2 separate regions of the Mus musculus genome follow, and region 2 is linked to region 1. The links are chromatin loops, found by intact Hi-C in ENCODE. Cell type or tissue: heart. All regions are shown on one strand. Links, peaks and the distances in the headings refer to the core of each region. The heading gives the core; the rest is flanking DNA. Region 1 overlaps Tspan11 (tetraspanin 11). Region 2 holds the start of Tspan11 (tetraspanin 11).

Region 1 (16,055 bases), core at 4,383-12,382:
TTGCTTGCTGTTAAGTCGTGCATGCCCTCTGGGTGTTCTCTCCTGCTGTGAGCATGTTTAGTGTGCTCAGTTATGTGTGGCCTTGCTGTTACATCGTGCATGCCCTCTGGGTGTTCTCTCATGTGTGAGCATATTTAGTGTGCTCAGTTATGTGCAGACTCTCTGTTCACACTTACAGGTTTCGCTGACCCCAAACAAATCATTTTCCCTTCTTCCTCTGTCCTCCTCTCAAGGACAGTAAATGGTAAGCCAAGCCCTCAGCCTCATTGCTGGCATGAAGTAGATAGCTATCATTTGAGTCAAATGTCCCTGACCCACAAGACACCCACGGGACAGACTCAACGCAGCTGCGGCATGCACTTGGGCTGTCTTAGGATCTCAGGGTCCTGACTTGGAGGGGAGAAATGGCAAACATTAGTCCTTTGAATCACGTTGAATGTGGTGGCGTGCAGACCCACTGCGTTACACTTGGCACTCACACCAGCCTCTGTAGTCAGTGCCGACTGGCCTTTGTCCTGCATAGTCTCTAGGACACACTCCATGCCCTGGATGAACTTGATATCTCCCCTTTGCGATGTCCCCATGCTCTGGACTCTAGCTGTACTCCCTAATGGCACCCAACTTCATAATTATGAAAGCCCTGCATCTGTCTGACCCCCAATCTCTCAGATAATCCCTACCCTAGAATACCTGGCACAAGGTAGACAACAGGTGTCCTGCAGAAAAAGGCCCCAGAGAGACCCCGTCCTTCTCCAAAGGGAAATCACAGAAGAGAGAGGGGCCAAGCTAAAACCTGAATAGCATAACTCTTGGCCCTGGATCACACGGGCAGGAGCACCACACAGTCCCTTCTCACTCGAGCCTCCTCTTCTCCTCTCAGTTCAAATGCTGTGGCAGTAACAGCTCAGCCGACTGGCAGCACAGCGCGTACATCTTGTCTCAGGAAGCCCTGGGTCGCCAGGTGCCCGACAGCTGCTGCAAGACAGTGGTGGCCCGCTGTGGTCAGCGAGCCCACCCCTCCAACATCTACAAGGTAGAGGTGAGTGCCGAGGTCACTGAGGGTCTGGGAGGAACCCCAGCCCAGCAGGCAAGTGTAAAAAACAAACACACTCTTTGACCTTCAGATCACAGAGCCTGGGGCCCTCAAAGATCTGATAGGGTACTAAGAATTAACAGACCCTCCCTGAAGTCTCAGACACCATGGCCTATCCCCTGGGGCTCTCAAAATGGCCAGGAGAAATTCTAAGGTTGGTCCCTTTAAGCACCGACATCCCTCAGCCTCGGCTGCACACAGGGTGACAGTCACTCATGCCCCAATCCTCCTGCCTGTTTTGGGGCCAAGGTTTGAGTAACCCACCTCTTCCTTACAGGGAGGCTGTATGGCCAAGCTGGAACAGTTCGTGGCTGACCACCTGCTGCTCATGGGAGCGGTGGGTATTGGGGTAGCCTGTCTTCAGGTAAGTGAAGCAGGGAATGTCTTCCCTCAACATCTGTCTTGGGGAAAAACATGCCTGTCTGGCTCTCCCCACCCCTGCTCCACCCAACCCCCTTTCCCTTTGCAACCAAAGATGAACCACAGCATCAGCCTCATTCCCCCAGAGAGCCTTAAACAACTTGAATTGTCAGGAACTAGGGGACCCGGGACACATCTGAGTGTGGGGTCAGGTTTGTAGCATGTGCCCCGTGTGCACAGCACAGCCTGCTGGGATTGTGAAAACATGTATGCCAGGGTGTGTGCATGTGTGTGTTTGAGTTGCTCATGTCCACATACGTGTGCATGTACCTGCCATCATTCCATGTGTATTCATGTATGCTTCCGGAAAGATATGCCCAGTCTCCCTGAGGATGGACAAAGCTACACTCTCTTCTCAATACCTCTCCCCACATGCCCCTCCTCCAGCCTCCATCAATGAAGTGACCATCAGTTCCATCAATTGTTCCAATCAAGGAACCTTATGGAGGAGCCTTAGATGCTGAGAAGGCACAGAAAGTGGTCCTGTCCTCATGTATATTCCTACTTCCTTCCGATGGTGGCAGCTGAGTGGTGGCTACCACTTCTAGAAGGGCCTACACATCCTGCTGCCCTGCCTGCATCTCTCACCCCAGCGCTGGGAAGGGGCTGAACATTCAGACACCGAGATCCCATTCTGTCCCCAGCTCTGCATGACCTTGAGCCACTGCTTACCTTCTTATCCTTCAGTGTCTTCTGCAAAATGAGGCTCATCTTCCCTTCCACACACTGCCTATGTAAGAGCCAGGGATGTGCGGGAGCGCACACGGCCCACACCGGGCACACGTGCCTCCGTAGGTAGGTGCAAGCTGGCCTTTCCTGGTACTCTGTGGTCTCAGAACATTTTCAGATTCGTCCTCCTAATGGATCCTCACCCCAGACCCAAGCTGAGCACACTCCCTACTTCCCAGATAAGAAAACTGAGATCCAGAGAGAACGAACCTTCCACTTAAACCTGCAGCCACTCTGGCCCTCGGCTCTCCCAAGAGCAATGGCCTACGCAGAGGCCCGTGGGAAGGAAATGCATGGAGTGCTGATGTCATCTGACTGAGGAGGCTCCCAGTGTAGGGCTGTCTCTGGACCAAGGTCCACTCCCTGCCTAGTGGGACTGGAGGGCCAGCTGCAGTTTCACACGCCGAGAAGCAAGTTCCCATTCTCTCGGGGGAGAGCCTTCTTATTCTGTCACTGGTGATCTGGGCCACGTCACCTAGGGTCAGTTATATCATCTCTGAGCCTCTGAGGTTCCTAAAATGAAACCTTCTCCTATGATGGTTGGTCATATGTGCAAATCACAGGGCTCGTTACCAAACAGATGCAGGCACCCCACAAAAGATGCTCATTGCCTCTATTTCTACACAGGTCCATCATCTCCCCCAAATTCCCCATAGGCTCACTGCCAGACTAGGGAGCCCAGGGAAGTACATGGCATAGCCCTTGCTTTTTTACATTTTCCAGGATGGGCCTCTGCCCCTGTAGTGAACCCACAGAAGCTCTGGGGCCAGGCAGAGCTGCCCAACACTCCAGCTTCTGGGGTGATTTCCAGGTCTCCAGGGAACCCATCACCCAGGTTTTTAGGGGCCTGCCCTAGAAGGACACTGTCCACCTCAGTCCACTTCTTCCTGGCCTTTGTCTGCAAAATTGTAGTCAAAGGTAATGAACTTGAGGAGGGCCAGGCGCGGGGCTGCAAGTGCTCAGAGCCCAAAGTCAGAGCAGGTCAGTGCTACCAGCCAGTCTAATGTTTGTGCTACTCGCCAGTCTAATGTTCGTGCTACTCGCCAGTCTAATGTTTGTGCTACTCGCCAGTCTAATGTTCGTGCTACTCGCCAGTCTAATGTTCGGGCTACTCGCCAGTCTAATGTTCGTGCTACTCGCCAGTCTAATGTTCGTGCTACTCGCCAGTCTAATGTTCGTGCTACTCGCCAGTCTAATGTTTGTGCTACTCGCCAGTCTAATGTTCGGGCTACTAGCCAGTCTAATGTTCGGGGCCAGGCTACTGGGCAGGCAGCGTACCTGCAGGTTGTGACACCTCCTGCACTATGACTCTGCATCTCACTCCTTGCCCAGGTTTCTCCCATGTGGTTCACTGAGCAGAGGCTGGTAATGGTGAAGCCTCGGTTAGAGTGCCCTCTACTGGTCAGAGGTGGACATTAATCTGCCCTGTCCTCCAGGCAGCCTTTAGCCTTGAGAAAGGGTCCAGAGAACACACACACAATCTCTCTCTCTCTCTCTCTCTCTCTCACACACACACACACACACACACACACACACACACACTCTTACATAAATGCATGCACATTCATTCACCAAGGCTCAGGATACCATCCTAAGATGGTGTTCTTGTTTCTGAGAACTGGAGGCATCTTGCCTGTACTGGACTGTAAATGTATCCCCATGTCTTGCTGTGTGACCTCTGGGAAGCCACAGCCTCTCTCAATGCTTTTCATTCCCTTATCTGTAGGATAGAGAAACTGGAGAAATTATTTTAAATCGGCAGCCACATTGGACAGAGACTGGTCTGCTAGCATGGAAGGCAGAGAGCTCTTGGTGTTGAGACAGGAGGCAGGCCTAGCAAAAGGGCCACCACTGGCTGCTCCCATGCCCCTGGGGTACCTATATAGTGTCCAGCACTGTTTGGAATCTGCTGCTCTAGCCCACCCTTAGCAACCCTGTGCTTCCACTGCCCTGAGATTTTGCTAAGGTTGCTAGCCCACTGACCAGTACATGTTCAAACAATGGCCAAGGAAGCTGCCATACCTCAGGGTATCTTCAAAGAAAGCTTCCTCAGAGTTCAGGGTCTCCAGAGGAGCTAAATGGAGCCAGAGATGAGGTATGGAGGGCTTAGGAAGTGGGAGACGAAAGCTAAGTGGGGAATTCCCCTGGGGGTCTAGCAAGGTGGGGAACTGAGGAGAAGAAGTTACAAAAAGACCCCTCAGAGGCCTCTGAGTATAAATGAAATGGCGTGTGGTGGGCTTCACCGCGTTGTCTTTGTGACTGCAAGCAGGAGCAGGAGTTGGATGTCAGGAAGGCTAAAGGGAGAAGCCCCTCTACTCAGAGAGGTTGTCGTCCGGGCACACACTTGCTCTTCTCTTCAGCATGTCCAGGCTTGCTGCAGCCCCACTGTGCACCTTCACACACTGAGTAATCACACCCAAGCTCGCTCAGGTGGAGGGTTGCTGCTGGACCCGTCTTATTCATTGTACATTGAATATGGCTAGCTAGTCCCAGGGATGGAAAGTCACTGGCCGACGACCACACAGCCGCTGTGGCAGAGCCAACCAGGCCCCTCATTCCTCATGTTCTTTCTTTTCCACTGGCTTCCTCTCTTGTGGGTGGCTTCTACTCAGGCATAATCTTAGAAAGTAATTTATAGAATATTCTAGCTGGGAAACTTTAAAAAGGTTAGAGTAAGTAGCCTAGGAATCGTTTCTGGACATCCTTCTCACACACAGAGGACGCACCTCCCACCCAGGGGACGTGCAGAGGAGGCTCTAAGGCACACTGTGCACTAGCTTTGTAGCAGGGCCATGCTCTGCCCATGGAGGTGGGGGCTGTCATAGCCATGGAGAGGGGGCAGACAAGAACACAGGACATTGCCTTATAGTCAGGCAACATCAGCCTGTGCACTGGATTCTTAGGAAAAAAAATGAAGGCTGCCTTGGCCACTCCTGACACCAGGGAGAATTCTTGGAGGAGGCCGTGGATACTAAATTCTGAGGGGGTTTGACAAGAAGCAGCAGGAGACGGCTACAGAGTGAATGGGGAGACAGGAGCAGCTCATGGAAAGGCCTGGCTGTTTCACGCAGCCGGTCATGTGAGTCCTGGAAGGCCTGCTGGCTTCTCTCGGATGTGACAGGGGGTACCTTCTAGCTTTGGAAGAATCTTGCCTGCCAGCACAGGCTTAGAGGGACGCAATTACCCCCGAGGTCACACAGCTTATAGGTACCCAACTGAAACAGAACCAACCTCAACAGCCCACAGGTAGGATGCTGATGTGTTTTAGAGGCCGGAAAACAGACTGGCTGAGGCTGGGTCTGTAGGTCACTGAGGTGTACAGAAAGGTCATGGGGGCCAAGCCAGGCCTTCCTTTCATGCTTTCCAAAGATTACGAGCTGCTTGCTGAGAAACCTCATATGAAACCATGAGTACCATAGCTCCCTGTTTAAAAAATGCCCCGTGTGTGGCCAAGAGCTGTACCAAGTAGCATCCCTGTGTCCAGTGCAAGTTGAGTGACAGGAGTTGAGTGACAGGAGCCAAATCCAGGAGATGACCTACCTTTGCTTATATTGCACTCCCCCTGGGAATGTCTCTGCTGTCTCATGTTACCATGCTTGGATCATCCATGCTGACTTCTGTGTTCCCCCTGCCAAAAGGAAGACACTGGTACTTGCTTAGGTCCTAGTAACCTACCATGCTTTACCCTCTGTGAACTTATGACTAGATTTGTGCGTCTGTGCGCGTGCGTGCGTGCGTGCGTGCGTGTGTGTGTGTGTGTGTGTGTTTTCACATGTGTACTGATGGGGGCATCCTTTATCTCATCACATTGCACATGTGTGAGCAACATGTGCATGTATGTATGCAAGTGTGCACCTGTGCACATGTTACTAAGAGTGCACACTATCCTTCCACCCAGTTCAGGATGATATAGGTACATGTGTGCATGCGTGCATGGACATGTTTTGATGAGAGCGCCTAGCCTGTGCCCTTGCACTGCCTGTTTAAGGCATCCATCTCAAATAAATCACGTATGTCAGGGAGCTGGGTTCCTGCAAGACCATCTAGAGTGAAGTGCATGCTGAGGAGAGGCGGGTCTAGCCCACAACACACGTAGGCCTGCCCTGTGTACATCAGAAAGACCCAGATAACCCATGGTGAAAGCACCCAACCCTGGGATGGAGACAAGAGCGTGATGCAGTCCCTGGGTGCATGTCTAAGGACTGAGAATGGATGGCTGTGACAGAGCCTGCTTAAAGCCGGTGGAGGCGAGATAACCTCTTAAGCCGCCTTTGGGCTTCTGATCCCGAGTCCCGAGGTGGATTAGCAGTGCTCTTAGCACAGAGGCTAAAGCCGAAGGCAGCATTTGTGGCCTTGGTTGTCCACCCTCTTGGGCCTAGGGCAGGCGAGTAGGAAGAAGATGAGGAGGGACAAACCTAACCTGGATGGCCTGAAGCCAGCCTGAAGGACAGGCAGCTGCCTCAGGCTACACTCCTCTTCATGAGTCTATTGCTACTCTGGCTGGAGCTGCATTGGCGCAAAGACTATGGGGTGCAGAATACAGATCCTTTGTAGTTTGGGAATGGGAACTGTATAGGAAACTGGGCAGGTGGCACCCTCTGTCTCCTGATCCAGCCAGTGGATCCAGCAGGGGTACTGGCAGGCAGGATGCCAGAGTCTCCATGCTGAGCTCCTAGGAACCTTAGGTGTTCCACCCAGAATTGTGGTGGGCTTTAGTTTGGCTCTGGAGCCCTGGGGCAGCAGGAAACAGGAAGCCATCTTAGAGAGAAAAGATGCTTCAGACAGCTGTGGTGTGTGAGTGGGGAATGTCACCACAGAAGAGCCAGATAAACGGAGCTGCCTATAGAGAACCTCTAGGCTCACCGGTCAGTAGCACAAACTGGGAGGGTGCTGGAGGGGATAGCAGCCACTGGGCCCCATCCAGACCCACAGAACTGCTGTGTGTTTTGTAACCAACCATGCTCCATGGTTTGAGCCTATTCTAGCATAAAAGTCATACTCTTTGGGGAGCACTTCTCAGAGCTTGATCCCTGACCCCCGCCCCACATCAACCCCTCCTGGGATCCTGTGAGAAACGCAGGTCCTTCCTGGTGGGCAGGGTGTGAGGGGGTGTAGCTCTCCAGCCCTCTCCAGTGTGAGCAGCTGCCTCCCAGCATCCAACCAGAAGAAGCTGGCTTCTCATGGCTCTCTGCTCTCTCTCTCTCCACCCGGCAGATCTGTGGGATGGTCCTCACCTGCTGCTTGCACCGAAGGCTCCAGCAACAATTTTATTAAAGGACACCCATGTACCCTGCTGACTGGCCCACCCAAGGGACCACATCTCCACTTCCTGAACCAGGCCTGCAAAGTCATCGCTGGGGCTGTGGACTCGCTCCACCCTATGCAGAGGCCACCAAATGTCTGTGGTTGTGGTTCCTGTGCATCCCGACTGGCAGGGGCCTCAGCTAACTCCTCCATTCCTAAGTACTCAGCCACTGCCAAAATCCTTGCCAAGGGATGATCCTGGCCAGAGGCAGCCAGAGCCCTTTGCCAGGCACTGGGACGCTGTGGACTACAGGGGGGCCAGAGCTCATCTCCCTCTGATCCATCTCAGTGTCTGAGTCTGGAATAGAAGGCCGTCGGATGGTCCCTCTGAGAGTCCTATAGGGCTTGGCGTGTGATTCCCACTGGCATGTGGCCCCAGGCTGGCTCTCCTTTGGGAAAACCAGCACTTTGGGCAGACCAGGTTAGCTCAGCCTTTTCCAAAACCTGGCTGGTTTTTCAATCTCTCCACAGAATAGCTGGCCAAGACCTTCCTGTAAGGTATAGGGCAGAAGTGATCAAAGGTGGGGCATCTTAAGGTAGCTGTTGAAGCCAACAGCACAGGGCACTAAGGAAGCAGGTTGGTCACAACACCTAGGAAAGTCACACGATGGTCACAATCCCCAGCCTCTGGTCCTGTTCCCAGGCTTGACTTCCAAAATGTCAGGCTTAAAATGTTAGTGAATGTAAAACTATCTCCTCGACCAGGTGGGGGGCACACCACAGTCTCAGCTGCTGAGGAGAGGATGCGACGCTACGGGGAAGGAGGAACTCTGCCTGCACCCCATCTCCTGGTGCCCTTGTGACCTCACTGTTTCTCTTCCATGCATTCTCCACTTCCTTGTCCACTGTGCTGGAGTAGATGCCGGCCCTTCCTTCGCTCCTCTCTTTAGTCACGGAATGACACAGGAGATTCAAGGAGAACTCATGTGTTAAAAGACACGGAAAGAAAATTCTAGAAAAATTAAAGGTTGATAGTAGGTATCATAGACAACCATAGGGACCCCCCTGTGATTATTATTACTGTAGGCAGCTTTGCACACCAGGGCTCCACTCCTAGCTTCAGTCTTCCCTGCTTGGGTCCTGCTCATCTCTCTACAATAACAAACCTCAGTTCCGACATGAACCAGCAGCAGCAGCAAAAAGTGTCCAACTGGTTGTCTACCTGGCTCAGTTCTCACTGTGGTGACCCCAGATCCTGCTGATCTGGGTCAATTGTTGGAGAGAGATGAGCTCCCACCCACACATGGGTGGACTAAGGGCCACTGGTTGCAGTCACCAGCACAGGTGGAATTCCACTCTCAGGGCAGGAAGTAGCTGTGTGCACAGAGGGAACATCAGGCTCTCAGGTCAGACAGCCTCCTACACACTGGCGTTCTCCAGGGGCTACTCGGAGCCTGGACTGGCTTATATTATTCACCTGAAGGACCAACACTAAGAAGAAGACACTCACTCCCCAAAATCCCAGACTACACTACATATGGCTCAGAGAAAAACCTCAGCTTCCTCCACCTTCCCAGGATTCACGCAGATACTCAGACTGGCTGTGGTTCCGAAGCTTGTAGATGGAGGATGGAGAAGAAAAGTGGTGGGGCCCAGGTAATGTTCTCCCCAAAAAGGCACTGAGGGAGGTGATAGTGTGCAAAGGAATACTGTGGCCTCAGGCATCTGCTTTGGTAGGCTCATCAGGGAGATGAGGTCAGAGGTGATAAGCAGCCACTGTTGGTACAGACTTGATGCAGAGGTAGTCCAGGAGAGCATGAGGCATCCACTCAGTCAGAGCCACAGAGTGAGCAGACAGCCCCAAATGTGACTACCTTGACCATACATCAGCCTTGGTGACAAGATGGGGTGAGAGGACATGAAGCACATAGTAGGCCAGGTTCGTTCCAGCAGCTTCGAAGGCTGGAGCCAAGTCTGTAGTGAGGTGTCCCCAACAGTTTCATGCCAGAGTATTTCTACCTATTTCCCACTCAGGGACGGGGCCCTGTTCCGAGGTTATCGGTCTGGATTTCTTAGAGAAAGGGAAGGACACACCTGTAGAATGTCACCCTCAGTCCTGGGTCAGCACAAAACATACTGGGGTCCCATGCCAGGCCCTGAACTTGGTGTAGCTCAAGCCAGTGGACCCTCATTCTAAGCATATAAGTGAGCCACCATTCCCTAAACTCAAAGTGGCCACCTCAAAAACACAGCCCACCCCTAAATCCCCCAGTGACCAGTATTGGGGAACAAGGATGGACCTTAGTCTATGACATCAGATGGGGTGTCTCCATGCATTCGTCCCTTTCCCTCCCCAACAGTGCATCCCCACCCTCACCCCATAGCACCATTGGCATGTATATATTCTTCACTATGCTATTCATAGTGACACCAACGGGATGTGCTATAGTCCCCATTCTGTTGATGAAGAAACTAAGGCTTGGACAAGCTGGACATCAGTGGTGATTGCTGTTGCCATGGCCCCAGTCAGGTGGACCTAAAGAAATCTTGTCTGGGTGCCTCTCCTCCCCAGCACCAGCTGCCACAGCTGCCAGGGAGGTATTCAGGAGCAGAGTGTCCTACGTGGTGTGGCCAAGTAGTGGCAGCCTTGACACCTCCCAGGTTGGATGGGAGCATCCTGCATGGCCGATCCCAACAGCTTTCTGTTAAAGCAGACACCTGTCTCATTTCGGAACGACAACCAGGTCCTCTGGAGCAGCTAAGAAGGCCAGGGCTCATAGGAATGGCCCGGAGCACACTCTGGGGTCCTTCAGAGCCATGATAGTGAGAACAGGGACTGTCTTAGAGATCACTCTCCATAAAGATGGGAGTCACACCATGTGGGGATCACACTGTATCCACTCAGAGTCACCCAGGTATGGAGGCGCCCTGGATGCTGATGCTGAGACTCCCCTCAGGCCAGGCTCTCCTCTACCTTCTTGCCCAGCTCCCAAGCTCCTATTCTGATTATTTGTTGTTTCTGAGTGGACACAAGGTGACTTTTGTCCTGAGTGCCTTCACCCTTCACATGGCCATAGGGGCTCAGCTCCTAAAGATGCCGGATGTGGGGGTATGCACAGCAGGCCAGTGTGATGAGCCACTTTGAACTCAGAATCTGCCTCTCTGGACAGCTTCCAAGGTTTTGAATAAATGGATCAGTGAGAACCTGCCAGCTTTGAAATTGCCCCCTTGCCTGTTGGCTCTACTAGGCTAGGGGCAAAGAGGCAAGAGAAGGGAGGGCGGCTGAAGTTGTTCAGGAGAAAAGCAGCCAGCTTTGTGGCTGCCAAGTGGCTCTTATGCCCTCCCTCCATGGCCGGTGCAATGTGTCTTACACTTGCTGCCCCCTCAGCACCTCCAGAGGAGCCCTCAGAACAGGACTCTGCCTTCCCAGGGTTGCTCAACCCAGAGCCAACAAGTGGCATTCCTGCTAAGTCCCCAGGGAGCGGTGATGCCACTAGTGGACAACCACACTGAGCCACAGAATGGACCACGTGAGGACACTGCCCCCTTCCTTCAGATGTCAGAGCCTCCAAGTGCCCAAAGTCATGCAGGCCACCTGGCCTGAGTCACATATGGAGCAACCTGAGATGATTCCCCCTGGGTCCACAGAGAGGGTGGGATGAAGCCAGCCACAGAGTGGTTGGCAACCAGCTGTGTACGTGCTTCTCGACGGTGCATGCTCAACACACCTGCCCCGCTGAGTCTATGACTTTGGTCAGTAGGTCAGATGAAAAGGTACCCCTTAGACTCCCAGATACCACCCTTTTCTATATGCCTTGGGGTGGCTTTGCTGCCTCCTGGTCACTCTAGCATGTCCAGCTGGATGCCATGCCTCTGTCATCCTTCCCCTACTGCTTACACACCTGTGAAACTTGCTTGTATCCCACGCCAGTACTGACAGAGATTCCAGAGGGCCCATTGTTTGGAAGCCGGATGGGCTCCTGGGTCTAGCTGGCCCGTGAATGTGAATTATTAGACATGCTACAAAGACAGAAGTTGCCTTAACCTGCCACTTACAGTGAAGCTCCAGTTATGGGATGTGCCTCTCTCCTGATGGGTGCATGCTCAAGTGCCTTGTCCTTATGGAGTCAATAATAAAGGACGTTTTACCGTGGAGCACCTTCTGCCGATCTGGTGGTGCAAGGAGACCCTGGGCCCTCTGTTCACAGAATGCACTGCGCGCCCCTGAAGCTTCCGTGTAGGTCATGGCTCCCCTACCTCGGCAACAGGCTGCCGCTCATTCAGCATCTCACTGTTTACTTGTATGTACTTGAATGATCTCTTCTGCTTGTGAGTATCATTAATCCCACACTTCAGGCTGCTGACGAAGGCAGAGAGCTGAATCAAGTGTGTTCTGCTTCCAGCTTCCAGTCTTCAGTCAGGGAGCATGGTCACAATTTCCTACAAGGCGTACCTGCTACCTTCGTGACGTGAGATGGCACTGAATCGGCCTCCTCCTGGGGCAGTACTTTAGAGGCTGAGACAGGAGGATTGCTAAAGGTTTGAGGCCAGACTGGGTTATTCAACAAGTTCCAAGCCACCCTGAGCTAGTGTAGCAATCTGCTAGAAGGGAAGGGAAGGGAAGGGAGGGGAGGGGAGGGGAGGGGAGGGGAGGGGAGGGGAGGGGAGGGGAGGGGAGGGGAGGGGAGGGGAGGGGAGGGGAGGGGAGGGGAGGGAAGGGAAGGGAAGGGAAGGGAAGGGAAGGGAAGGGAAGGGAAGGGAAGGGAAGGGAAGGGAAGGGATACAAGCAATGATTCCACAGGTAAAAGCTCTTGTTGCATAAACCTGACAGCCTGAGTTGGAGCCTCAGAACCCATGGTAAAAGGAGAGAACTTAATCCCTGAGGCTGCCTTCTGATTTCCACACACACACACCGTGGATCATGGGTACCCACTGACACACCTCTCTCTCTCTTCTCTCTCTCTCTCTCTCTCTCTCTCTCTCTCTCTCTCTCTCCACACACACACACACACACACAGAGTGGGGAGGGGAAGTCAGAGAGTGGGGAAAATCAAACAGGCTAGGTGTGATGAACACCTCTAATCCCCACACTCAGGAAGTAGAGGCAGATGGATCTCTGAGTATGTGTCCAGCCTGATCTACATAGTGAGTTCCAGGCAAGCCAGGGAATAGATAGTAAGACCATGTCTCCAAGAGTAAAAGTAATACACTTTTAAAATTTTAATAAAAACAGAAAAGGAATTGGTGATTCGTCTCGGTGCTTTGTAAAGGCACATGGCGACAAGCCTGGTGACCTGACTCCAATCCCTGGACCTCACGGTAGAAGGTGTGAACTGACTCTTCAAAATTCTCTTCTGCCCTCCAAAAGCAAGCTCAGCACGTATGTCCCCTCTCACAAGTGTAATAAGTAAAAAAGCAAATAAAAAACAAAACAAAAAACCGAAAGCAAACCAGATTGGAATGCTTGCTTATGCACCAGCTTTCTTGATATAGGAGTAGAAGACAGTATTTTGTCTTTTTGGATGAAAACATACCACCTCCTAAATTTGCTACTCTTTCTGGGAGTAGCTGAGGTCTGGTGGGGTAAGCTGGGCTGTAGAACCCTAAGACATAGGGACTCCTGGAGGAATGAGACCCGAGAAGACTCACTGTGAGCAATCCTAGGAGGTCTGGCCACTTGCCATGTACGGATGGAACTGGGCCACCCATACATGGGGATCTACCCTACTAGGGAGCTCCAGGGCCTGGCCAATCACAGCAGAGCCCCTTGGTATTTGAGAGAGAATTAGGGGATTGGCCCTGGTCTAAGACATTTTTATTGTCCTCTCTCCCACTAGAGTGAGCTCTCTGCTTACCCTTCAGTATTACTATGAGTGTGCACATGTGCACACAAGTGCACAGACACACCCAAGGAAAGTAAGTGGTATTGCACACTCTTCCCCACTGCAGACGAGCAGCACTAATGGTGCTCACAACTGTTGTCACTAATGATGTTTACAACTTCTGTCACTAATGGTGTTCACAACTGCTGTCACTAATGGTGATCACAATTGCTGTGACTAATGGTATTCACAATTGTTGTCACTAATGGTGTCACAACTTCTGTTACTAATGGTGTTCACAACTACTGTCACTAATGGTGTTTACAACTGCTGTCACTAATGGTGTTCACAACTACTGTCACTAATGATGTTCACAACTGCTGTTACTAATGGTGGCTCACAATTGCTGTGTAAATGGCTCTGGCAGCTGACAAGGTGCACAGGCGGCATGAGCAATGGCAAGATCTGCCTGGGGCTTCAGGCTGGCCTGTCATGTGTCATGTGCCACCACTTCCCAGAAAATGCCAGCACTTTATAGCAGCCCTGGGTGCCTAACAGGATGTCACAGGGAAGGTGCTCATGGAGCCTGGAGCTCTTTTCTGCCTAGTTATAAACATACAGGGATCACTTGCTGCATTTTCCTGTTTCTGCCTCTGGTTGGAATCCTAATGAGTCCGGCAGAAAGAAGACAACAGCTGTGGACCCAGGCAGAGCCCTTGCATCAGGCATGTGCATCTGGCTTGCAATCCACCCTGCCCATCAGCCAGGGGCAAACACTATTACCGTAGTAAGAATCTCACAAAATCAGGGCATTACTTTTCTCATTGCTGTGACAAACTGCCTGACAGAAATAACCTGAGAGAGGAAAGGTTTGTTAGGGCTCATGGGTTCTGAGAGATTTCAGTCCATCGCATCCGGGAGACACGCCAGTCTGTGGCCGTGAGGGCTTGTGGTAGCAGCTTGTTCACTGGTGACTGACAGGAAGCAGAAACTGACACCAAGGGTAAGTGTGACCTTCAATGACTTCCTTTCTACAGATGGGCTCCACTTTCTGAAGGTTCCACGGCCTTTGAAATAGAGTCGCAAACTGAAGAGCAAACATTCAAGACATGGGACACGTGGAAGACATTTCAGATCCAAACCACAACAGCCATGACCAAGAGTGTTGAACAACCACCACTGGTCTGAGGGTTGTTTTTTGTTTGTTTGCTTGCTTGTTTGCTTGTTTTGTTTGTGGTGTTAAGGGATAAAACCCAAGGCCTCCACACATTAAGCAGGTGCTTTATCACTGAGCCACATCCCCAGTCCTCCATCAGACTTTCAAATTCTCTAACTGCTTTAGAAAACCCTAAGCTGACATCCAGATGCCACATGCAGCGTGCTTGCCCTGGATGGCCAGGAGGTAGTAGCATGGCTGAGTCCTTAGGTAGTAGCATAGGTCTTGCTTGAAAAATATGTTTCTATATATTAAGGATATGTCCAAACTCCAGGAATTCAATGTAGAAAGTCTGAACAGGAATCAGACAAAAGACAGGGGGCTTCCTGATGCCACTAAGCTACAAAGGTAGCTGCTTCTCACTTTAACCACCTGGTGCAGGGCTTCACAGAACATCAGCCCAGACTAAGTTCCAAAACTCTCTACCCAGAAAAAAATTCTGGGCAACAGGTGCTGACCACAAGATCCAGTCGGGAGCTTCCTCAACCAAGTCACCTCTCTATTCTATGCCCAGAGCTGCAGAGAGGGAGCAGCCCGTGCCTTGAGCTACCCCAGAGGCACCTCAGCTCTCTGTTGGCCTCTGAGGGTACAAAGGAGCATTTCTTATGGGGGGATCTTCAGGCAAGAGAGTTGGCCCTGCAGGCAGGCCTGCAGAGTACTGCTATTCTTTTTCCTGGCTTAGGGAGACAATGGGCCATCTCATGACTGTCAGACTCAGCAAATCCAGAGAGCCTCCCCATCTTGCTGAATGCTTGAAGGGATGGGGAAAATGTCAATATTTTTGTGTCTGAATGACATTTATTTAATCTGACTTCTGTGGATTATTGAGTGGTGGTGCTGAGCCAGCTGGAGCTGAGCTAAGGCCCTGGATGCATATCTAGTAAGCTCTTTTCAATGTTCTCTCTCTCTCTCTCTCTCTCTCTCTCTCTCTCTCTCTCTCTCTCTCTCTCTCTCTCTCTCTCTCTCTCTCTCTCTCTCTCTCTCTCTCTCTCTCTCTCTCTCTCTCTCTCTCTCTCTCTCTCTCGCTCTCGCTCTCGCTCTCCCTCCCTCCCTCCCTCCCTCCCTCCCTCCCTCCCTCCCTCCCTCTCTCTTTCTCCACCCCTCTGTCTCTCCCTAAAACATCTACTCCCCTCTCCACATCACCCTCCTGTGTCCCTGGCTTTCAGCCTGGGTAATGGGTAATGTTTTTCTGTGGACCCTGCCTTTAGTTTCAGGACTCAGTATTTGCACTAGTCCAGGAACAAGCTGGATACCTTTACACCTTTTTATTATTTTGATTTTATGTGTATGGGTGTGGTTTTCTCTGTTCACGGTGTGCATGCCTGGTGTCCATAGAAGCCAGAAGAGGGCATCAGCTCCCCTGTAACTAGAGCTACAAATGGTTGTGAGCTGCCCGTGTGGATGTTGGTAATCAAACCTGGGACCTATGGAAGAGCAATGCTCTTAACTGCTATGCCACCTCTCCAGCCCCTCTAAGTTTAATAGTGTGCATTCATCGTATAAAGGGAAGTTTGGGTCATATTGTGGTCAT
Region 2 (16,055 bases), core at 4,746-12,745, 65 kb before region 1:
AGAAAATCAGATGAATGCCAGCATTTGTCCCCCTCTATAAGCAAGCAGCCCCCGCACTCTTGCTTCCTGTCAGCTATGTAGTTTACTTCAGTGAGAACAGGCCTCCCTTCCACATTCACCCTTATGTGCAACAGAGGCAACGGAGCAGGGACTCACCATCCACAGATTTGATAAAGAATGAGTCAATGCGGCAGCCCCAGCCTCTCACGCAATAACAACGACCTTGAGAACGATGCCCACCGAGAGCTTGGCAGGCATGCTGCTGTGGATTTCTGGGAACTTCATGAACATGAAGGATCCAGGGCCACGTACGACGTGGGTGGGCTGGAGCAGACTGAAGAGTGGAAAGGACAGGAATCTCCCACGTCCTATCAGTGTGCTGGACATCATGTTTAGGAGCCAGCAGACCAGCCTGGGAAACGCCTTTCAGCAACAGCCAAGTCACGCTGCAGTGTTTTAGCAGAGTCTGCTTGAGCACTCTATAATTCATTCCACATTCGCCAGCCCATTAGCAGCCAGCACTGGACTGGAAGAAGAAAGAAAGATGGGTGGAACCCAGGCTTTGCTCTGTATCAGTTCCCTACTGACCTGATGTGGTCCCAGAGTGCCCCGAACCAGAGAGGTCTCAGTTTTGAATGCCACTCCTGTACAACATTTGTGGGTAGATGTAGTCCAGTGGGAATAGCCTACTAAGCACCAGTACTACCTATTAAGCACAGTACTCCTGTGATTCAGAGCCCTCTCGCAGTTAACAACCTCTGCAACCGATCCTGATCACAGGGGGCTGCTCCATTTCAGTCAAAGTCTCAGCCATGAGTTTGTTCTGTATGTTAAGTAGCGGTAGCTCGTGCAGAGCCACATGCGTTGTCACCTGGTGGAGGGAAGCTGGGTGAGCTGACTTGATTGGGACATAAGAAAATGAAGCACACAAGACACGCAAGCACGTATTAAAAACAAGACAGCCGGAAGAACGAGGGATAACATGGCATAGTGGATGCCTTGTAGTCTCTATGAGACCCAGTCCTACTGAAGCAGTGGGGTGGAACTATGGGTAAACACACTTGTCGGGCAAGCATGAGGACCATAGCACAAATCCCAGGGACCCACATCGAAGCTGGACACATGGTGTGAGCATTTGTGACACCAGGGCTCCTGTGAGGAGACAGGAGGCTGAGACAGAGCAACTCCCAGGAGGCCATGGGGCAGCTGGCCTGAGCATACAGCCAAAGCCTCAAGATGGGAGACAATAACCAAAACTGTTCCCTGACCTCCACGTGCACACCACGGCGTGCGTGTGCTCCAGCTCCTCCCTCCCCCACACCCTCTCTCTGTGTCTCTCACTCACTCTCCCCTTCTCTCTCACACACACTCATATTGGAGACTTACTGTTTTAGAAATCAGAAAGCAAACAAACAGACATGTCCTAAGCCCTGCCTCACAAGGTCAAGGTCAAGGAGAACTGACCATGCTGACAGAGCATAAGGGTATTTCTAGACACAGGAGCCAGCTAGACAAACAGGGAAGACAGGGTGAGTTTTCTGTTCTGAGCAGCCTGCGGTAGGACAGGAACCTATGGCCCTGAGAGCAAGCAGATTCGACAAGGAGGACATGTTACCGCTGAGCACCCACAAACTCAGCCCACAGCCCCACCACAGCCAGTCAGGGCTTGTGTTAGCTCACTCTGCAGCCCTCATCTTTGGCTTGTCACTGGGATAAAGAATGCATGGCGCCAGCTAAGGGGTATGAAGCTGTATCAGGACAGGACACGGCCTTTATTCAGGACCAGTTTCCTGGTAGTTACAATGTGGGTTAAAAGGGCAAAAATGGAGACTTTTGCTCAAAATTGTCAGAAATTTCAAAACAGTCAGTGGAGGTCTGGGTGCATCTGAGCCTGGAGCATTGTTAAGTGACTCTGTGGCCGCATGCCCACAAAGCCAGCATCACTTATAGTTGAGACCAGGGACCTTAGTGGAACATTTGATTAAGAAAGGAGGAGGGGGAAAGTTAAGGGAAAAGGGAGACAATTAAGTTATTAAAAACAAACAAACAAACAAAAAAACAACAATAACAACAAAAACAACAACAACCTGTAATGGTTTGAGTAAGAATGACCCTGATAGACTCAGATATTTGAATGTGTAGTCACCAGGGAGTGGAACTGTTTGAAAAGATTAGAAGGATTAGGAGGTGTGGCCTTGTTGGAGGAGGTGTGTCACTGGGGGTGGGCTTTTGAAACCCACAGCCCAACCCCTGCTGCCTATGGCTTAGGATGTGGCTCAAGACTACTACTTCTCTCCAGCACCATGTGTACCACCACGATAATAATAGACTAAGCCTTTGAAACTGCAAGCAAGCCTCCAATTAAATGCTTTCTTTTGAAGAGTTGCCTTGGTCATGGTATCTCTTCACAGCAATAGGACAGTGAATCCCTTTTTAGGTGAAATTCCAAAAATTCTGTTCCTTCTCATGAGATGACTCCATGATTAAAAAAAAAAAATCCCTTGCAGCCATGCAGTTCTTCCGAGTACTGTGTCACTGAAACACACACGTATTCTGCATTGTTCTTCATGATACAGCAGGGCTTACTGCACTGTGAAACTGTTATTAGGGAAGGTGACTGGTTCTAAGATAAATATCCAAATCGGCATCTTGACACAGAACAGAGATTATATTGTGGAAAAGGAATAAACGTGTAGGGTCTGAAGAGACCGTTTAGTGGTTAAGAGCACTTTCCGCTCTTCCGGGGAAACATGGGTTCAGTTCCCAGCACACTTATCAGGCAGCTCATAGCCACTTGTAACTTCAGCTCCAGGGGATCTACTGCCCTCTTCTGGCCTCTGTAGGTACTGCATTCAAGTGACAGACTCACACAGGCACATACATAAAAATAAAAATGAACCGTTTTTAAAAAGAATAAATGAGTGATACAGCTGGAAATGATAGAAGGCTGCTGCTGCTGACTAGAAATACCAATGTTGGATACTTAGAAAGTAATATTAGATTAATGAGGGAAAAAACCTCCAGCCAAACATGAATAAACTTCACAAGAAATGAATAGTGTCAGGCAACCCCCAAGTTTGAATTGGAAGGGAAAGCCTTGAAACTCAGTATCATCAACTGGATAAGGCAGAACACGTGGACCGACCACCAATGCTGCCCCACCCACCGGTGCTGCCCCGCCCAGTTCTCACAATAATGAAGAAATCCACAGACAGGTTCTTCCCAGGCTAATCTGCTATCATTTGCTTTGCTGAGGGGCCTTCAAAAGCAGCATCAAACCATGTGAGTTGGGAACACAAGACAGTGGAGAACCTCGGATAACTCAGTCCTGAAGAGAAGCAGAGCCTGATCTTCAAGGTCAGGCCACAGACTTTGCCCTGAAAAGGCCGGTTCTCAAAGCCACCGTGGAGGGCAACAGTCCTTCAACACACACCAGGAAGGTGCATTTAGCCCAAGAAAAAGCATTGTGGTTAAATACCACAGCCTATGTAGGAGCTATTTTTAGACACGTTTGAGATGGTCCTATGGTCAGGTAATGGATCAATTTATAAATGTTACTCAGAGGAAAAATGTGTAAAAATCCAAGTGAAAAATGTTCTTCTATACAATTTCCTCATTTCTCACTTCATGTCAGTTTAAACCCGTTTCCTTGCTGCTCAGCCAAAGAACAATGTGAACAGTCTTGTTTTTGATCTCTAGTAACCATTCACACTCGAAGAAGAAGGAGGAGGAGGAGGAGGAGGAGGAGGAGGAGGAGGAGGAGGAGGAGGAGGAGGAGAAGAAGAAGAAGAAGAAGAAGAAGAAGAAGAAGAAGAAGAAGAAGAAGAAGAAGAAGAAGAAGAAGAGAAAGAAAGAAAGAAAGAAAGAAAGAAAGAAAGAAAGAAAGAAAGAAAGAAAGAAAGAAAGAAAGAAAGAAAGAAAGAAAGAGAAAATGGCAGGGCAAGATTAATTTGAAAATGTCTTGCTCAACTCATACCTAAATTAAGACCTTTTCATTGAGTGATCAATGTTTTAAAATATTAATGAAAAATGTAAAACTTGTTCCAATTTGCAGACATTTGCTGTGTATTTTACCCCTAGGGTGCAAATCAGCCAGCACTCATTCCAATGTGATCAGCAACGTGGTGGCCAGCTACTGGCCAGGCTATGTGACTAGGGGCTGCTCAGCTGGACAGTGTGTCCCTGAAACCTTTGGTTGTGTTAGGTCACTTGCACAGCCATCGTTGCTGTGTTGCCGTTGGAGCTACTGTGGAGTTTGCCTAATGAATGACAGACTCTATGGCTGTGACGTGCCTTGTGATTGCTCCCTGTCTGTGCCTCTGGACATGTCACCCTCTCGGGCATATTGTTATAGCAAGGGGAGAAAAGCTGATGTGTTACCTAGTCAGCATTGGAATCATTTTAATCCTGGGTACTGGTATATTGGGACTTATGGCTTTACACATTTGAACTTCCTGTCTGTGGTGTTTTTCTGTTCTCTTCTCTTTCTTCCGTGCCTGACTCTCAAATGGATTAAAAGTGAGATTTTTAGGCACTGTGGATTTTTTTTCTTTTAACAATTTTGGTATTTATGTAACTTAGTTATAATTCTTTTAGTCATATTTAATATTTTTCAACAGATAGCTTTAATTCTAGTAATGAGTGACCATCAGTGGATAACGAATTCTTTGGTATATATATATATATCCTCTCATACAACACACACACATACACACACACTTGAGTGTCTAAGAAACAAACCATTTCTCTCTTTCCATTTTTAGGAACTTATCTGAAAAAAAATTTGATAAGCTGCCAACCATGTGAGACTTTTAATGTGATTTACTATTCAAAGGATGTTTTCTCAGATAACACAGCACTAATCTTTGATTCAACCTTTTAGATCGATCAGATCTCCTGCAACATACATAGGTAGATGTTGCTCATTATGACTTAAAAACATTGTATTCATATATAATTAACCAGTAGTAAATATATTTTAGAATATTTTTGAAAACCTTCTTTAAAAAATAATCACATAAAATGTTGTGTAGCACAAAGTTCCAGGGAAATTTGTGGGGTTTACACAAAAGCTTCCCTCCATCTCTCAATTCCTCCCTTCCTCCTTCCTGATGGCTTATGGACAGAGTTTATGGCTAGTGGCTGTTCTACACTTCCTCCCTCTTTCCATCCTTCCTCTCTCCCTCCCTTTCTTCTTCTTCTTCTTCTTCTTCTTCTTCTTCTTCTTCTTCTTCTTCTTCTTCTTCTTCTTCTTCTTCTTCTTCTTCTTCTCTCTCTCTCTCTCTCTCTCTCTCTCTCTCTCTCTCTCTCTCTCTCCCCCTCCCTCTTTCCCTCCCGTCCCTCCCTCCCAGGCATGTGACCCTTGTGACCGTTGATACAGAACGCTTACAATCCAGTTGCAAGCCATGGGAGCTCCCCAGAGAAGCTAAGAGTGGGTGAGAGCATTCCCCAAACTCACAGCTGCATGTATTTAAGCATCATTTTGCTTATTATCTATACATTTGCTTTGCTGTCTTGTTTGCTGTGTCTACATGTGTTTTTCCTATGTTTTGCTTTAAAGAATATGGGAAAAGCAGACTGGGAGGTATTTCATGTGGAATGCCAAGAAAGAAAGAAAGAAAGAAAGAAAGAAAGAAAGAAAGAAAGAAAGAAAGAAAGAAAGAAAGAAAGAAAGGAAGGAAGGAAGGAAGGAAGGAAGGAAGGAAGAAAGAAAGAAAGAAAGAAAGAAAGAAAGAAAGAAAGAAAGAAAGAAAGAAAGAAAGAGAGAAATCAGACCCTTCTGCTGTGCTCTTCATATTGCTAATGAAAATCAATAATTATTACAGTACTGACTGATCAGTGCAACTAATTTTCCTTGGTGTCACAGAAGCGCACCGCAGAGCAGCTCTGGCTTCTGCAGGAACATCCCTCTCCTGGAACCTACACCAACACCGTGAGACTGCGCTCCAGCACCATTTCTTTACGCACTAAGCATTAGGCATAGGTAGAAAACTGAACAGCTTCCAAGTTCATGGTCAAATACAGGCGGGTTGCCACTGGTCAACAGTTAGGAGCTGATCACCCCCAGTCTTCCTGGAAGAGCGGAAGTTGCTGAAATCAAGTCCCACATGTACTGTGGATGAAGAAACCAAGGCCAGTTTCATCTGCTCTGCGAGGTCGGGAGGAAGCACCATCACTAAGGCTAGCAAGTTATCTGTGATTTGTGTCTGCATTGCTCCCACTGCCTCCAGGAACATGACTGGTTTCTCCTAGAAGGGATGGGCACGAGTCTACACACAGCAATTCAGGGGCCATAGGAGCAGCTTAACCAAGCAAGGCTGGCAGCAGGGCCGGAGTTGGGTTGTCAAGGAAACCTTCTTTGCCTTGCAAGTCTCCTAGGTAGTGATGGGAAGAGGTTCTGAAAGACAGGTTGATGTTCCAGGGTGGAGAAATGCAAGTTGTACAGTTCCTGACCTGTGAATGCTTGAAGGTCCACAAGTACTCAAGAGAGGGCGCGCGGGGAAGGAGGCGCTGCTTTCATGTTCTGTGCCTGCCTGTTCTGATACCACAGCCCTTAGGCACGTGCAGCTGTTAAACAACCCAGATGTGTTAAGGTCCAAGTGCTCAAGCCTGGATGGGATCCCAGCGCTTGAACGATGGGGAAGGAGGATCAGAAATTCAAAGCCCACTGGGATGTAGCCAGTGAGCAAAAACGGGTGCAGAATGGAAGTCAAGAACATCCGTTTGTGTTTTTTTGTTGGTGGTGATGGTGTTTGGGGGGGGGGGTGTTTGTTTTGTAGGGGGGTGGAGTTGGTTGTTGGTTTTAAGGGGGTGTTTGGTTGGTTGGTTTGCTTTCTTTTATTTTTTTCATTCAACCTAAACTTTAATGTAAAAACTCAGTATTTGATTCTGCAACTGGAAAGCTCAAGTGTTCACGTCGCCTCTGAGTGTCAGTCCACTCTGCTTTCAGATGGCTCTGCAGTCGGAATCTAACTCTGGTCAACCCAGTACCTCCACTCAGATGCAACAGTACACGCAAACAGTTGGCACCCCAAGGGCTGGGGCTACCGATTGATGGACCAGCACGCACGTCAAGGGCTGGGGGCTACCGATTGGTGAGCCAGCATGCACGTCAAGGACTGGGGCTACCGATTGGTGGGCCAGCACGCACACCAAAATCCTGCATTCCCTCCCCAACACCACCCTCTCCCACAACCAGTGAACGCCAGAATTGGGACACGGAGTAAGCCAGCGTGTAAATGAACACACCATTAATTTTTATATTAACACACATGAACTGATACTCTTTTGAATGCATCACGTTAAATAAAACACATCACAAAAATTAATTCCGCCTGGTGTTTTACCTGTTGAATTTGCACAGACAAATCACAGCTGCGTATTTTTACAGGCTAGTGGGAGATATTATGATTTTTTAATGCAATGTGAGATGGCTTGATAAAACCCAATTAACCCACCCGTTCAGCACCCCCAACACTTGACTCTTTTGTGCGATGTGAACACTTTGAAGGTTTCTCCCTTCACGTTATTGAAATGTGCTGTGTTTGTTGATGGGCGCCTGAAGTTTGAACACGGTTTTCTGATTGAGATCTGATGGTAGTACAGAGTTCTCAGGAGGGGCCTTTAAGAGGGACCTTTCCTGAGACCTGAGTTCTTTTCTTTGAGAGCATGATGGTACAGTGTCTGCCCTGTTCTGCCCATCTTCTCTTTCATAGCCCCTTCTAGCCTTATCCTACCAAGGGGCAAGCAAATACAACCACATCATTCTGGACTTATGTCGCTAAAGCCATGAGTTAATAGATTTCTTTTCAAAAGTAAATTACCCAGTCTCAGGTGTTATGTGACAGCAACAGAAAATAAATTTAGACATTAGCAATACCCGCCATGCCACGCAACAGACCCTCTCCCAATGACATTTCCCAATGTCTGAGGGTCTGTAACCTTAACCATTACCCCTCTCCACCTCTCTATCTTCATATGTTTAAATATGGCTCCCAGAAACCTTCAAATTACATATTGCTGGGGTTTTATTATTGTTGTTGCTGTTGTTGTTGTTCTAGATACTTAATGTCACTAGAGAGATTACTGGAGACGGAATATGTTAACCCAGATGTTTCCTTATATCCTGGTGTCCCAGATCATTAAAGGAATCTCCAGGACGTTTTCTAGTCTTCTCTCTCTAATTACTGTTATCTATTAATAACTCTCATGAGTATCAACTCCCCTTCATCCTTACCCCACACACCACACTTCTCCCTGCTTCAGCCTACCCCACCCTTCCCCAGATGGCCCCCAAATTTTCTCACCCTCTTTTTGGTACCCCTCCTCTTTACTGTCCAGTCTGCCTTGCATTTATTTACTTATTTGTTTTCATGTGTCTGAGTGTTTTCCCTGTATACGTGTCAATACCACATGCATTCCTGTGCCTGTGGAGGCCAGAAGAGGGCACCATATCCCCATGACTGGAATTGCAGATGGTTTTGCGTCATGATGTGGATGCTGAGAATAGGTCCTGATCCCTGGAAGAGCAGCCAGGACTCTTAACCCCTCTCCAGGCCTGTCTGCCTTGGATTTTACTGGCAGCTTCTCTGATCCTTTGTGACCATCCCTGTTCCTTGGAATTGCCTCATTTGAGTCAATCCAAGCCCTGCTCCTGGCCTTTATGCCATTAACCCTTCCCCTGTGACCCCATAGCCAAAAGGCCAGAGAGATGAAGCCTCACTATCTTTGGCCTCCAGCCTGTGCAACCATGTGTTAAACAAGCCTCTTTCTTTTAATATAACCTCATCTTGAGTATTCTTTTACAGCAACAGAAAATAAGCCAAGACCTTATCTATACTTGCCATACGGCACAACAGATGGAGATTTGCATGCAGGAGACCACTAGAAGATACTTCTGGTACAACACCTTAAGACAGAAGCAAACAAGGTTAGGCAGAGAATGGACTTGAATTAGGGTTTTCTTTGGGAAGCTGTGGAATTGGAGTGGATTTCAGAGCCCTCTAGAGCAGAACCAAGAGAGTCACCTTTGTGTGCTCTGCATTCGGCCGGTGGGTCCAGGATCCATATCCGAGCACCCCTCCACCTGCTGTATCTAGTGTGTCACCCCACTTTCCATCCCTGTGGTGAAATGCCTGCTATAAAGGACTTTGAAGGAGATGGAGGTTTCCTTTGGCTCATGCTGCCCCTGGTCCCCATCTCACAGGCTCCTCCTTCTGCTGCACAGCTCTGTAGACCTCTCTGCTGTGTCTTTTCCTTTCACCACCTGCATCCCCAGTTCATCTCTCAGAGAGATTACAGCCATGACCTCCTCTGAGTCCCTCCGTCCCACTTTCTTAGCCCATCTTCCATTGCTTCAATGAAATACCTGAGACTGAACAAAGTATAAAGAATTAAAGTCTATGGCCCATGTTCTACGGGTCAAAAAACAAACAAACAAACAAACAAATGGCCATGTCTGGCAAGGGCCTCATACTGTGTAAGGTCATGGTAGCAAGTGAAAGAGGGGAGTTATTTCTTTCAGAAATAAGGGGCAACACCATGCTATACAATAACCTCTGGTCTGTACACACACATGCTCATGCATCTGTATACACACGAACACACATCTGTTCACAGATGAACACATCCACACACATGGACATACATTCACACAAATAAAAACGAAATAGAAATAATCCACCCACTGGAGTAACCAGTCCACTGCGGGAACTGAGAAATGAGTCCTTACCACTCAAATGCTCTGAAAGGCCCCATGTCCCTGAACCCTAGCCGCCAGCTCTCAGGATGAGTTCCGAAGGAGACAGTCCCTATCTCATCTCTGCTGTGACAGGGCATTCTTAGCAGCCAGCTGGCCTCCGTAGCTAGGAACCCTCAGCTTTGCCTGCTTCCTGCGACTGAGTGGTCAACCTCACTGAATTTAGAGTCACCTAGGAAACGCACCTTCCGGTGCTTCTGTGAGGATGTTTTCAGAAAGGTTTCACTGAGGGATTGTGTGTGAAAACAGCTACATGGGAATCTGAATAACAAAGAAAAACAAAGCAAGCAAACTGAGCGCTTACATTTGCCCCTTCTGCCTCCTGCCGTCAAACACTCAGTGACCAGCCACTCCTGCTCTGGTGGCAGTGCCATTCAGTCTGTGATCCCCTGCACACTCGAATTTCCAGACAGAACAAACCCTTAAGTTTCTCTTGTCAGGTATTGTGGCATTGCGAGGAGAAAAATTAATAAGCTACCAAGCCTTGCTCACTGCAGTCAAGGCTGGCTAAGCACGGGCTGTTCCTCTTAGTAAATCACACAGGGTGCTCACCCACTGGCCGGGCAGTGTGTGTGTGTGTTGGGGGGGGGGGGGAGGGCGGTCAGCAACTCTTCACCCTCACCCACTGGCAGAGACTGGGTCTTGGTTGTCTGTCCTTCCACTGTGTTCCAGTACGGAAAGGGATCTGGCTTTTCTTTGGTTCCAAGGAGGGTAAAAGAAATGATGGTCCGCAGGATTTTGACTCCCCACCCCCACCCCACCCCACCCCCAAAAAAACCGGTTCCTGTGTCTCAGGAGTGAGGAGAGAAGTGGGAGGCTTGTCCCTACATCCCAAGGAACCTGTCATGGATTCAATTCTTCCGGGATCCTGGAATTTCCCCCCACTTCATGAGGATAAATCTAAGTCTGGGACAGTGATTACTGATGAGTGGGTGGGACGGGACAGAGGGCCATCCGCCTCTCTTCAGCCCCACCCCCTCCTCACAAGTTTCCTGGAGCCACTTCTGCACAACTGCCAGGACCGAGTGCTCAGTGTGCTCTGCTTTGGGTGGGAAAAAAAAAAAGCCAGCTCCAAACAAAGAGCAGCCCCGGTCCCGCCCGCCCCGGGCCTGTGGGCGCGTCCCCCAGTCTGAGTGAGAGGGGCAGCCAGCAGCCACCGCGGGCCAGTGGGCAAGGAGCGCAGGGTGGAGCGGGCGGCTGTGGCCAGGACAGCCACAATCACAGCTCCGGATTCCCGATCCCTCGCTGCATCCAGCCTGGCGGTTTTGGCCGGGTAAGTGCAGGTGGCGGCGGGAGACAAGAGCGCCGGTGGGGTTGACATTAAAGCACCAAGCCGTCCTGGCATGGCTCCTCCAGCTCAGCTGCCCGTCCCTGGCACGACCCCAGAGGGGCTCAGTGGCCAAGAAAGTTGCCCTTGGATGAGGATGAGGCAGCGGTGGGTGCGCGCATGGGTGTCGCACTGTGCTCAGCGGGGTAGGGGTGGGGTTGGTACTACTCTGAATGTCTGCCTTGCCTTTCTTGACTGGGTTGCCTTTAACTTTGTGCGCCCAGCTTTGATAGCTTGGGCCATACAGAGTGTCCTGTGTATGACTGGCCCTCCGTCAAATGCCCCCCCCCCCCGCTTTGTTAATCCCAAATACTAGGGGCTGTCTCTTGTTTGTTAGCAGAGGCAAAATGCCAAGTCCGTGGCTGCTGGACCCCATGCAAAACAGGGTCTGCTAGCTGCTGGCAGCTGCTGAGTCTAGGACACTGGGGGGTTGGTTGTTCCTAGGCAGTCTGCCGTCCCAGGCTGAGCTATCCACCTGGGCCCTGTTGTGTATCAGTGGAAACTGAGTTAGGCAGGCCTTGTCACCTATGTCTACGTGCTTGGCTTCCTGTGTTGAAGAGAGAATGAGGGGGATTCTGGAATGTAGGGGTTTTGTTTGAATTATGCAGTGCCCACATGTGACTAGTTGTAAAGCAGGGAGAGGACTAGTTGGCGTCTTAACTTGGGCTTAGATTGCAGAGAGCACAGGAAGAAGCAACCAGAGGCTGGCAAGTGGCACATATTGTGGCAGGAAGTAGGAAGGGGTACCAGAAGAAGAAACAATTTCTAGAAAATTCCTAAGTGCACTCCAGGGTGTAGAGTTACAGTATCGTAGGGTCTTGGGGAGAAAAAGAGGGTAGGATTGAGCAAGACTAGATGGTCTGTGTTTAATTAATGAATCACTATGAGACAGCTGGTGGAGTTTGGCAGCCTGGGCTTAGACCAGAACTTAGTAGGGAGTTTAGCTGCCATGACTATGTCCCAAAACTGTATCCCAGGAGAGTTATCAGAGCTCCATGGCGTACTGTACACAGTGGGGCCACTGACCAGGTCCTACTTGTCACCTAGGTGGTTGGAGGAACAATGTGGAGATGCCTGGGATGGGGCTCTAAGCAAGGGGGCGGCGCTGGGAACACAAGTACCCGCTAGTAGCTTGGGAGTGTCCTAGTGGCCTGCATCTGCTTGGTCAGTGGTGGTAGAGGGAGCCCCTACCCTCAGCACAAGAGGGGTGTCTGTCTGGAGCCTGTGTCTGGACTCTTAGTTGGAAATGTGGGAATTACAGACAGGCCTCACATAGTTTCTGTCTAAATATCTTCTGTGACACAGGAAAAAAAGAAAAACAGGCTTGCATGGTCTTCAAATACTCTGAGCATCTTACCTCTGCAGAAAGCACACTTTCAGAAGAGTGTAGGTAAGCTGGTCTGCCATCTTGCTTTTAGCCATAGGACCCCCTGCAGTTTGCTCCCCAGAAAAGTAGAAAGCAAAGAAGTTTGTTCCCCAAGCTCACAGGTTTAGGATATTACCTGCAGAATCCTGCCTTTTGTGGTATAGGACTCTGGCATGGCTTTAGACCCAAGTGCAGTTAGGAGGTGGGAGGGTTTCAGCATTGATATTCAGACAGTACCCAACACCAAGACATGGTTAGGTGGCTGTGACCCTTAGATGTCACCTAAGACTTCACAGAGACTTCCTCACAGTAACTATTTAGTTAATGTTTGTGGAAGGAAAAAGCCCTGGGTATGGGGGCCTAGAATCACAGAGTTAAGTATTATCTGGGATTCAGTCTGTGGCTGTTTCCCATTGGTCAACAATCAACCTCAGTACCATTCTGGTCTTTGGTACTGTGTCAGCCAGGTCCTTGGGGCCTTTCTTTCATTCTGGGTGGTTTGAGAGAGCAAAAGAGTTGAGCAATGAGAACAGGGATGTTCTACGAATTCCTCTGAGGGGCCACCTTTGCTGCTCATAACCTGGTCCTGTTCTGGCTAACCCTGTGGGCTCCTGGGTTCTGATAAAACACCACATACAGGGCAGATAAAACCGGGGAGGAGGTGACTTGTATAGTGTACGCATGCCCCATGTATTCATCAAGTGTCTGCCATAAGCCTGGCACTTGCAGGTCCTGAGGAATCTATGAAGATACAACTGCTTCCCCTAAGCTCTGGTCAATGATATTAACCTCACTCCCAGGAAGAGATGGAAAAACAACAGGGTGGAAACCACATGACACTCACAGGCCCGTCCCGGCTTTGCCCTTCCTCCTGTGTGACCTTTTATGAGTCCCCTGACCTCACTGTGCTTTAATTTCCCTCTCTGTAGATCTGGGAAGGGATCTCTTCCAGTGCAGTGTGGGACTGGTTGAGGACAGCTGGGACGATTGGCAGAGGCCTTGGGTCTTGTCTGATGACCTCAGTGAAGTAGATGGAAGATAGCTTTGTGGGCAGAATGGCGTGCATGAGGCAGGCAGGTACTGCACACTGTGGCTGACGTGGGAATGGTGGAGTCCTATGAATTATGCACAGACCAGCCTTTTTTTCCTTTGGGACATCTCCTCTGGTCCCTGACTATGGTAGAGTTGGTAAATCCATTGGGAAGGATTCGGAGATGTCACAGTGTGGTGTTGTTGGAGGAGACATATCACTGGAGGTGGGCTTTGAGATTTCAAAGGCCTATACCAGGTCTGGTGTCTCTTTCTCTGCCTGCTGCCTGCAGATTAGGTTGTAAAGTTCTCAGTTACTGCTCCAGCACCATACTAGTCTGCTTCCTGTGTGATGGTCATGGACTAACCCTCTCAAATTGTCTAAAAGTATAAAAATGCCCCCCTCCCCCGCTAAACACTTTCTTTTATAAGAGTCACCTTGGTCAGAGTGTCTCCTCACAGCAATATAACAATAATTAAGATGCTATTCCTCAAGCACACCTGCGGGGTGCAGCCCCCATCCAACAGCCTCAACCTGCCTTTTCTACGACCCTCTTGAAAAGTGTACGCTCTCCAGGAACTGAGACTATTACACAGGGTTCTGGAAATGTGAGGCAGACTTCTCTGGGCAGGTCCTTGCTGTGGTCTGAAGCATTGAGCAGGCTCCCCTTATAGTGAGGCTGTAGGATGGCCCCTCAGGGCTTCTCAGCCTTACCCCATGTGACTTCATGTTTTAAAGGACCTTTGTTAATCGATTTTTAACCTACACAAGATATTTGTTTTAGTTTTAAAAAACCTAAAAGACCTGGCACCCGGTGGTTTAATTGTGCCATGTTTGTATTCTTTTCTATGTTATATCATTTTCATTTTAAGCCATCAGTTTAGGCCCTTCACTAATAGAGCAGGTTCGAGGATGTTTACAGAGAAGGAAAGCAAAGGTTGGGCTGGGGACAGCAATTTTCCAGTATGTCTGAGGCCTTGAGGAAATGGAGACTTAGTCAGGTAAGGGTCTCCATTTCTCCGAGCGTTCTTGAAATATTGCAATGAAGCATCGCTCTCAGAGCTACCTCAGGTGGGTGGGCACCAGCCTCCCGGCACCTGGAGACCACCTCAGCCTTCCCTGGCTTTGAACCTGTGTCCCTCCGAATCAGCTGAAGACGAGATGGGATGATCTATCCTTTTAGCCCTACGAACTAGCAGAAAGCTTGACTAACAGAGAGTAGATATCCACTGAAGGCTTATGGCATGGGCATTTCAGAGAGAGTGCCAGTCGTAACTGGCGATGTATCTTGGGAAGAGTTCTTCCACCAGTCAGAACCACCGTATAATTTGGGGGACACACTTCAGCACGGAAACGCAGAAGTCCACTTCGCTGTGCAGGAGACACCAGTAGGAACACAGAAACCCAAAGCCTTTCCTTTCTCCTTTGTTCTCTCTTGGCTCATCATGTTATTATCTCCTAACACTAAATGACATTCTGAGTAAAGAAGGATTGATTTTAAGTGACCAGTGTGACTTCTGCCACTAAGCGTTCGGCCATGCAATTCCCAGTTAAAAAAAGCCAACATCAAAGCATTTGACTTGTTTGGAAATCACCCAGCTCTCACAGTGCACAGGTTATGGGTGTGCTTGGCTCTTACTGAAAGGATAGCGATGCACAAAACAGGTCCAGCTGTAGCTCATGTCCTTCTACAGACACAGACTGCGACAGCTTTCAGCCTTGTGCTCCTACAGAGGAAAGAGGGCCCGAGGAGAGCTGGGGCCCTGTCAGGTTCTGTCTTCTCACCCACTGTCTGTGTTGGCTTCATTTGCCATGCAAACAACTAGCTCTTGCAGGAAGCAATCCATGAGGAAGATGGGGCACGACAACCTGCTTCTCAGGATGCTGGCCCTGCCACGTGCATTGGAAGCAGTTTCTGCTTCCAGCACAGGAACCTCAGGACAATTACAATGGAACACCTTATCTTATGCGGACTCTCGGAATCCTGGGCTTGTGCCACGTGAAGCAGCAGGGAGGGACGAAATGTGTGCAAATGTGTCCCTTTCCCACATCCATGTCCCGCTGGACCATTGGGCTTTACGAATAAAACTCAAGTTCAAAGGTGGCATTGTTAAGCATCTCAAGCTACCAACAGCAGAACAGTGACCCAGACTAGGGTCCTTCAGAGCCCATGGCCTTGTGAGCTACCCTGATTGCATGGCCATGAAGCTGCCTGGACCCATAATTTGGCTTTCATTGGGGTCATTTTAAGATGGTGAGCTGGCTAGTGTTATGCCAACTTGACACAGGGTAGAGTCATCTGAAAGGAAGGAACCTCAACTGAGAAAATGCCTCCAGAAAAATCTGGCCAATGGGCATTTTACTAATTAATTATTAATGAGAGAGGTCCCAGCCCAATGTGGGTTGTGCCATCCCTGGGCTAGTGGTCCTGGATTCAATAGGAGAGCAGAATGAGCAAGCCATGTAGGCAAGCCAGTAAGCAGCACGCCTCCATGGCCTCTGCACCAGCTCCTGCTCTGAATTCCTTCAGTGATGAATAGTGATATGGAAGTAAAAGCCAACTATCTTTTCTACC

The links. A loop is a pair of places that touch in the nucleus more often than their neighbours do. Peaks named below come from ENCODE experiments on the same cell type or tissue, not always from the same donor. Only the 100,000 strongest peaks of a DNase experiment are listed, where the experiment ranks them.
Region 2: it touches region 1 in a loop (7-fold over the local background); 1 of 42 quality-filtered maps calls a loop at or near these places.

What each region holds. Positions count from the first base shown.
Region 1 is chr6:127,942,337-127,958,391 of GRCm38, forward strand. It overlaps Tspan11 (tetraspanin 11), which reads left to right. Exons shown (of 8, transcript NM_026743.3): 6 at 881-1,039; 7 at 1,371-1,457; 8 at 7,457-10,695. The coding sequence ends at 7,516. Gm15870 (a long non-coding RNA gene) reads right to left here and starts at 2,517. Exons shown (of 3, transcript XR_003956523.1): 1 at 2,186-2,517. In heart, for the core only: no CTCF peak of the experiment used is centred there; no DNase peak of the experiment used is centred there; H3K27me3 peaks cover 2,136 bases.
Region 2 is chr6:127,876,849-127,892,903 of GRCm38, forward strand. It overlaps Tspan11 (tetraspanin 11), which reads left to right and starts at 10,774. Exons shown (of 8, transcript NM_026743.3): 1 at 10,774-11,030. Gm38901 (a long non-coding RNA gene) reads right to left here and starts at 482. Exons shown (of 3, transcript XR_003956522.1): 1 at 157-482. In heart, for the core only: a CTCF peak has its summit at 8,416 (motif pointing right); a DNase peak (open chromatin) is centred at 10,863; H3K4me3 peaks cover 1,700 bases; H3K27ac peaks cover 859 bases; H3K27me3 peaks cover 1,308 bases.